2 separate regions of the Homo sapiens genome follow, and region 2 is linked to region 1. A link is an interaction called in ENCODE POLR2A ChIA-PET data of the cell type or tissue named here. Cell type or tissue: MCF 10A. All regions are shown on one strand. Each heading gives the region's core, and the rest is flanking DNA. Links, peaks and the distances in the headings are about the cores only. Region 1 has its middle 6.8 kb from the start of NTRAS. Region 2 has its middle 12 kb from the start of SYT14.

What was found. ChIA-PET counts read pairs that join two places held together with the same protein. Peaks named below come from ENCODE experiments on the same cell type or tissue, not always from the same donor. Only the 100,000 strongest peaks of a DNase experiment are listed, where the experiment ranks them.
Region 2: POLR2A ChIA-PET joins it to region 1 with 6 read pairs; 1 of 35 experiments calls an interaction of 5 or more read pairs at or near these places.

The regions. Positions count from the first base shown.
Region 1 is chr1:211,630,801-211,635,192 of GRCh38, reverse strand. No RefSeq gene overlaps it. Among named protein-coding and RNA genes, the nearest start is that of NTRAS, 6.8 kb to the left of the region's middle. RefSeq lists an enhancer at 2,265-2,840. In MCF 10A, for the core only: no CTCF peak of the experiment used is centred there; DNase peaks (open chromatin) are centred at 1,852 and 2,172.
Region 2 is chr1:209,924,023-209,928,414 of GRCh38, reverse strand. No RefSeq gene overlaps it. Among named protein-coding and RNA genes, the nearest start is that of SYT14, 12 kb to the left of the region's middle. In MCF 10A, for the core only: no CTCF peak of the experiment used is centred there; a DNase peak (open chromatin) is centred at 2,094.

The DNA.
Region 1 (4,392 bases), core at 244-4,243:
GAACTGAATGGCAACTCTGGGGATCTTCCCTGGCCAAGTGACCCTGGGACTCTCTAACAACTCTGGGCCTCTGTTTCCTCATCTGTATAATGGGTTTACTAATGCCTACCCTATCTACTCTGCGGTGTTGGTAGCGAATGAGAAAAGACTTTGAAACTGAAAAGGGCTATGCAGATTTAAGGTTCCTGGGGGCAAAATATTAACCCATTCTTTTATGCAAGTTCAGCAGCCTGGGGGAGGGTGGTAATCACTCTCACAAAAAGCTAGGCCAGCCTTCTTATAGTTATTATTTATTTTGAGACAGTCTTGCTCCATCGCCCAGGCCAGAGTACAGTGGTATGGTGCCATCCTAGCTCACTGCAGCCTTGACTTCTTGGGCTCAAGTGACTCTCCCAGCTCAGCCTCCCTGCTCCTAAAAGCTAGGACCACAGGCATGTGACCTCGCCCGGGTAATTTTTAAATTTTGTAGGGATGGGGTTTCACTATGTTGCCCAGGCTGGTCTCCAACTCTTGAGGCCAGCCCTATTGCCTACAGTATGGAAGCCCAGGCTGCTAGGCCTGGCAGTGGTCGAGCACCCTGGAAATGGGCTCCTGAATGCCTGTGGCAGCAGCTAATTGTGCATGTGTCTTCAGGGAGGAAGATACAGATTTCTTTCCCTTGATTCTGCTTATAAAGAGCTGGATTCTGACGCTGGGGCTTGCACACTCACAGACATTTCAGCTCCTATGGCTACCATGGGAAATGCGATTTTCATCTGACAGTGAAGTAACTGAGGCTCAGAGAGTATACATACTCAGGATCACACAGCTTGTCAGTGTCAGAGCCCAGATTTCAACCAAGAACCCTTGTCTTGGTCTCCAGGGTTCTCCGCAATCTTCCATACTGCCTTTGTCTCCAAGCTTTGGGCTCTTGCTCCTGCCATGTTCCTAGATCTCTGAGGGTTTCCTCCCTCTGCTCTCCAGTCTGTGGCCCTGGGCATTTTGGGGTGGGAGTTGGGTAGCCAGGAGAAGAGCAGATCCTTATGAGTAGAGACAAGGCTTTCCAGGGACAAGTGTTGGCAGCCCTGGGGGCCACACTGCCTGTGGTCTTGCTGCCTCACTCTCACCCTGCCGTGGGAACTGCCCATGGAATAAACATTGACACTGGAGAGGTTGATGTAATGACAGTTTTTTAGTGAAATAGTTTTCCATTTATTGATGCCAGAGGAAAAGTCTCCCCTGGAGATATGTGTGTAGGTGGGAAAGGGACCCAGAAGTAAGAGCTACCCATCTTCTATGGGTCCAGTGGATCACAGAGCCCTTGGCTCCAAGGGCAGGGGCACTACCTCATTCACTCAAGTGTCCAGAAGGCCTGCTGCACAGCTGGCATTCAATACATATGTGTTAAATGAGTGAATGAATGAATGATGACTGCCGTGAAAGATCGTCCCATCTGCCTCGCTTCCCGTGTGCTCCGCATCTCCCAGCTCTTGCATTCTCCTGCTCGCGGTCTCTCCTGCTTCTCCTTCTGGCTCTAGTCTCCACCCACTGACCTCCTGACCTGTCTGAGTTCATCTCTTCATCTCCCTCCTCCTGCCCCTCCCTATGTGCTGCCAAGGCACTAAGGGCTGCTTTATAGGTATGGTTTTAGTTAATCCGTGCAGGCTGACATTCCCCAATCCACAGCTGACAAAGCTGGGACCTGATGAGGCCAGGTGGCTCACCCAAGTTTCACACGTAGGAAGTGGCTGGGCTGAGACACCAGCTCCCAGTGGCTGAGCTCTGCACCTTCTGAACCCAACTGCACAGTCTGTGGAGCCCTTCCCCCAGAGACAGCTTCCCCTGGAAGCTTCCCAAGACAGAGGTGAGGGGAACAGCCCAAGCTTCTCAAGCATGCTGCCAACACTGAGCGTTCTCCAGCCAGGCACAGGCCTGTGGCCTTGGCTGCATTTCCCATGTGGGGAGAGAGGAGCTGCGGGGCTGAGTGAGCTGCCAGCGGAGACCTTCTCTCCTGTCCAGCCACAGATACAGGCCCGTGCCTCGGAGCACAGCCCGACGAAGCCTGCCCCCTCACTGTCTTCCTCCGGGACCAGGCCACATGGCTCCCTCTGGGTGGGGTGGGAGAGATGGCTTTCAGAGAACCCCCTCTGACGCATGACTCTGCAGCAGGAGGGGAAAAAATCCCAGGCCTGTAACAGAGCCTGTGGTTTCTTAGGGAAAACCACAGAAAACTCACAGCTTGGGATGGTATACCCACAATCCCCACTGCACAGGGTGTGGCCCAAGGGTACCTCGGCTGCCAGTACCTATCTTGGCACAAGACTCCACTGGCAGCAACTTCTGCTTGCAGCCATTAGCGCTTTTGTCTGGCAGTGCCCCCTGCACGGGGTGGCTGTGCTGTTGGTGGCCCTTGCCGAGGGGAATTCCATAGGAGGAGGAACAGGAAGGCGATGTCGGGCAGCCTCCTTTAGCCTCTACTGACCAGCAGCCAGGTCGGGGATGTCGGGGGGCTATGGTAGCTTTGATCCCACCGCAGCCTGGAGCAGCTCCTCCAACCTTGACTCCTGGCTCACCCCTACTCACAGCCTTCCCATCCTAGCCTGGTGGATGCCCTGTCCTTTCTAGGCCTCGGCAGCCACCAGCCTGGCTGCGGGTGGCAGAGCTGCCACCATGAATTTCCAAGCCTCAAAAGCACACTGCGCTTAGATGCGTTGCTTGGCAGTGGCCTTTCTGAGCAAGGCCCCGGGGGACTGTGTGGAGCTTGGGCGAGAATGTGGTTGTAGAGCTGTATATGGGGCACTATCGGTGGTTTCTGTGGTGGGCCCACACAGAAACCTCTGTTGTGCTTTTACCCTGAAGCCAACAATGTGCCCCAGCTATTAGCTCACTGGACAGTCTCCAGGAACTGGGCCCAATGCTGCTTCCTCCCACAAAACAAAGCTATAAACTATTGTTCCTGCCCTCCTCTGTCCACAGGCCCCACTGCCCACAGCAGGCATGTCTGCCAAGGCCAAGGTCAAAATTTGCCAATGAGCTCAGCAGCGGAAACTCAGTAGTCTGCGCGGTTACCTCCTCTCTCTCCATCAGGGCATTGGAGGTCATTCCTCTCATTTTTTTTTGAGATAGAGTCTTGTTCTGTCTCCCAGGCTAGAGTGCAGTGGCATGATCTTGGCTCACTGCAGCCTCAACCTCCTGGGCTCAAGCAATCCTCCCACTTCAGCCTCCCAAGTAGCTGGGACTACAGGTGTGCACCACCATGCCCAGCTAATTTTTGTAGAGATGAGGTTTCTCCACATTGCCCAGGCTGATCTCGAACTCCTAGGCTCAAGTAATCCTTCTATCTTGGCCTCCCAAAGTATTGGGATTACAGAGGTGAGCCACAATGCCTAGCCCCTCCCTCTCTTAATCTTCCATTTCCCTTGCCCATCTCAGTTACAAGGAGCCTTGGCCGTGGGAGATGGATCAAAAGTCAAGGGTTTGATGCTGACTTCCATTTTATGTGTGTGTGTCTTCCCAGGGCTTCCTGGCCTCTGCCTCGACATCCCAACCCAGGAGTAAGGACAGTCACTAAGGGGTCGGGACAAGGGTCTGCCTGCTGTCTCCACTTAGCCTCCTCTGCTTCTCTTCTCGACATTGGCTGTCTGTCTGGGGTTAGGAGAGGATAAGAGGAGGTAGAAGATGAGGCTGGGGTCCATACTTATGGGCGAGAGTTGCCTCCTCTGATTTGGAGTCACAGGCAGTAGCCACAACCCAGCCAGCCCTGTCCCAAGGAAGATCAAGAAAAAGCACAAAGGGCTTAGTTCACAGCTCCCTCTCCTGATGGGGCCAGAGACCCTGCCCCCTGCCTCTGGATCCGCCAGCGAGTGCTTAGACCGGTGTAGATAACTTCCTTTCTTGTCACCCCTACCCCTGCACCCTGAAAGTCTCCTGAATTGGAGTGGGGGAATCAGTATGAAAGAAGCTGGGTCTGACCGGGCCTAGGAATAACGATCTGGGAGCATGACAGGCTGTTCTGGAAGAAAGGGAGTTTCTTTCCCTCTTCCCACTCTTTCAACAGCCTGGCTCTAGTGGCAACATGTATCAGGGAATTATTATTATTATTTCCATTTGGGATATAATTATAGTAGCTCTGAGAGCAACGCCTTACACACTTGGCACTGCTGGGGAACGTCGGCATGTAAGTACATCACAGAGTCATCTTATCTCACCCCCTCCACTCTCTTCTCCTTGCCCTCCAGCCATGCTCCACCCCCACAGACATTTATGGGACTTCTCTGGCTCTGGGCCAGGAAGATCATTTTGACTCCCTCCCCATTCCCCAATGCCTCTGGAGGGCCCCCTTTTTAGCTGCATCCTCCACTGGGTCCAAACCCAGCAATCCCCTGGTTGAAGCCTGGGCAGCTGAGATCACTG
Region 2 (4,392 bases), core at 249-4,248, 1.7 Mb after region 1:
ACATCCGGCCAGAATTATATTCTTTTCTTTTTCTTTCTTTCTTTTTTTTTTTTTTTTCTGAGACAGAGTCTTGCTCTATCGCCCAGGCTGGAGTGCAGTGGTGCGATCTCGGCTCACTGCAGCCTCTGCATCCCAGGTTCCAGCGATTCTCCTGCCTCAGCCTCCTGGGTAGCTGGGATTACAGGCACGCGACACCACACCCGGCTAATTTTTGTGTTTTTAGTAGAAACAGGGTTTCACCATGTTGGTCAGGCTGGTCTCAAACTCCTGATCTCAGATGATCCGCCTACCTCGGCCTCCCAAAGTGCTAAGATTACAGGCGTGAGCCACCGTGCCCAGCTGATAGAATTATATTATTTAGCATATGGTGATAATCGCAAGAACTAAAAACAGAAACTTATAAAAGTTTGCCTCTTGGGAATATGCTGGGTATGGAGGAGTCTCAATTGGAAAATATTAATTTTTGTTTTGACATTAAAAATATAAAAATATATTCTGAAAGTAAAGGTTCGAATGGCTTCTCTCCTCTGTGATGCCTCCCAAGCCTACCTTCCATCAGAGGTAAGAATTCTCATGATATTTGCATTTATGTTTATTATATTTAGAGTGTCTCTTCATAATTGAATGGGCCCTAAACTGAGCCCTAAGTTAGTAACTCTGTTTCATTCATCTTCCTGGTTCCCTTTCACTGAGGAGGCTTAAATGAGGAATTCCTTAAATAGAATTGGTTTGAGCCAGACAGGGCAAGCCAGTCTGAGGGAGGAAGTGTGTATTCAACCCACCTTGGTCTGTGCTCTCATTCTCTTTGTTTTCCTGGAAAGGGTTTTACTGTTCTCTCTTAGGGGCCATTCCCTTTTGATTTAGCCTTCTTTTATGTCTGAGGCTTAGTTATATAATCACAGATGAAGTTCTTTATTTTCTCCAAATTTTCTATGTAGGGCTTTTCTATTGGTGCTGGTCAATGGGAAGTCATTTAATGTGCTGAGCTATATCTCTGCAGATGGGAGAAATCTGGAGCCTGGTCATAGTTTTTTTTTTTTTTTAATTTGGACAATGACATCAAGGATCCAAAAACCACAGGAGGACTCTGAGCATAAACACCCTACAAACTGGGGGCAAAATTTGGATTTCTATGTATACTTCTCCTATCCCTCCTTACAGTGCTGTCAGGGAGGCTCCAGGAAAAACCCGTCTTATATTCTGAATTCTCTCACCCTGACATACCACATATCAACTATGATTTTCCTCATTGTATATTAAATAACGGTATATGCTTGTGTGGTCCTTTGTGCAGAGTACGAATGTATTCTATAATGAATATAAATGCAGAATATAAACTGTAAAACTTTGGTTTGTAGTTAAAATGTCCAAAACCTGCAACTGACCCACCTGAGCTATGCTCTCAGCTTATTCTAAACAATAAACCAGAGAGGGGATTGGATAAGAACTCTGTCCAGAATAATACACTATTTGTGCTGCGCTTGCACCAACCCGACAGTGAGTGCCTCCTTAAGTGTTGCACCCTAGGTTCCTGGCTTACCTCAGCCTTAGTCCTGACCTGGGATTCCTACCATCTCTAGCTCCCCCGGGTCACAGCAATGGGAGAGGATCTCAGCAGTTCTAAATCTTCCCCTACTCCCAGTGCCAAGCCCACAGTGATCCCTCATTAGTGAAAATGTATTTAATTAATAAGAAATCATCAATAAAGCCCTTCAATAAATGAATGAAAGTAGAATAGGGAAAACCTAGACCAGAAGCAGCACAGGTAGAATGGACGTGGAGTTTTAATTGAGAGTAAGTTCAATTTGTATATATGGGGTGCCTACTAAAATTATTAATGTGGTTTTAGACTGCAATTTTAGATACCTATTATCTATCAAAAAGACAGCAGCAATCCCAGTCTTCCCTGCCCTGGTTAAAAAAAAAAAATACCTGGAGTGAATTCAATGGCAAGATATTTCTAATTATATTCTATGTGAAAAAGGCTAAAAAGCTGATAAAGTTTAGTCTGAAAAAGAAATGACTCAGGGACTCCATGATAATTGTTTTCAAATATTTGAATGTCTGCCAGATGAAAAGAGATCAGGCTTATTCAGTATGGTCACGATGGTTAGAGCCAAAACCAGTGGGTGGCAGCTGTACAGGAAGAGATCTGTGCTTGTTATAAGCCCCAGTGCCGAGATTATCACTGTCATGAATGGTCTCTCTTGGTTTAGTGTGCATAATAATTGGTTTTTTTTTACCACATTAAACCAGATTGTAATCATAGCCTACATACAAGGTCTATTGGAAGAGAATTATGCTAACAGGCGACTCAACAAAAGCATTAGGTGGATGGCAGATTTGGGAAGCTGCCAGCCCTTTCCCCTCCTCCTTACTTGGCATTTTTTATGTTTGTTTGTTTTTTGGGGGTTTTTCCACTCTGTGTTGGTGGAAGCACTTCAGATAGTTGAAACCAGTGGTTTCCCAGGTAGGCTTTCTTCTTGCCAAAGACCCATCCTGGAACCTGTACCAGTCTCCCCATCCCTCTCTCTCCCACAGTCTAACTTTCCAGCAGGTTTCATTGTATCCCAGTCTCCTGCTCTCAAAATCCTAAGGACCACATGCTAGTTTTGTCATAGGGCCCATACCTTAGGTTTCTCTCGCCTCACTCCTCCTCATTTATACTTTAGCTTTAATTTTCAGTGATTCACCTCTAATCTCCCAAAGGTCCAAGAAGCCAAAGTGGAGAGAAATTAATGCTCATATAGAGATTTTCTGCCTAAGAGTCAATGATTCTAAGACAAGCTTGAGATGGAAATGAACATGATGTACTTGAAAGATGAGGAGATTTTCAAGAGTAAAGAAGTAGAACTGAGGAATTGTAAGAGTCATATTACTATTGCTGAATGGCAGACTGAGGACCCCCAGAATCTTGTAAGGATTTTAGCAAGAAAGTGATATGTTCGAAGTGACATTCTGGGCAGTAAATTATAAGAGGGAGTATAGGATTAGTTCAAGAAAGTAGAGAATAAATGCAGGAACTAATTAGAAGATGCCACAGTAGTCCAAGAATCAGATGGTGAAAGCATGGACAATGAGAGCAGCTGTAAGCATGGAAAGGAAGTTAGGTGGAGAGGCATGTTAAAAGAATTTTGACGATACTTAGTGTACTGGACATTATCTTATCTGACCAGAAAAATATATCCTTTATTTTCCAAAAGTTGCCCCTCTCCCACTCCAGCCATATGATTATGGAGGGGACTGAGGTGCAGCCATGAGAATGCCCTTGGTAGAACTCCTACCAAAAAGAGCGCACTTGAATAAGGGCCTCAGCTGCTGCACTTGGAAATCCATCTCCATGTATGCACTGAGACCACATCTCATACAGGTTGCTGCCACCAGTAACTGAGTGTGATAGGGACACCAAGGGAGCTCCATTCCAGGAAGACAAGAGACTACCTTTCAGCAACTTTGCCTCAGGAACTACCTGATAATCTTGCAGAACCCTCTATAGACTGCCTAGCAATCTAGACCCAAACTATTCTCTCTTTTACCTTCACTTAGAGTCAGATTGCATCATGGTCTGATGGCTTCCCAGCCATTTCCAGCACCCTCCCTATATATATATCCTTTTACACAGATATATAGGTTGTATATGTCTAAGTATATCTAATAAAATCCTTATACATTTAATCCTGTTTGGCATCTGCTTGTTAGAGGACATGAATGAATGCAACTGCCAATCCTATTCTTTCTCTCTGGCTCTGTCTTCTGTCTCTCTGTCTCCCTCTCTCTCTTTTACACATACACATGCCCCAGGGGTAGCACATGATCCAGGCTGGGCCAATTACTTAGTACAGCATCCATCTACCCATAGTGATTATTCTAAGGAATAGGCACATGACCCAAGTTGTACCACTAAGAATGCCCCCTGAGACTGGCTGAATTTAAACTAGAGGCCAAACTGAGTTTTTAAATGCAGATGCTGCTGAATGGGTGTGACCTAAGTCTACTACTAGAATCCCAGCCTTGTGGAAAAGACCCAGAAAGTATAGCTATCATCCAGGTAGAAACAGAAAGAGTGCATTTTGGTGGCACCACTTTGCTGGTTCCAGTTCCTGAGGTGTGTAGAGCTGCTTTAGTTTCCTGCAGCTGTCTCTCTCTCTTTTTTCTCTTTCTAAATTATATGAGGTACCCAGGATCCTTCCAATAAATCCCTTTTTTTTTCTTAAGGTAGCTGGAGTTTCAAATTCAGTCACTTGAAGCCAAAAGACTCATAATTAATATACACAGTGACAAAATAGACAAAGGATTAAGTAGAGGATAAGAAGCAGTTAGTTCTAATGTTATAGGCATAGGAGACCAAAATAATGGTGCTAGTCACAAAAATATGGGAATTAGAAATTCCTC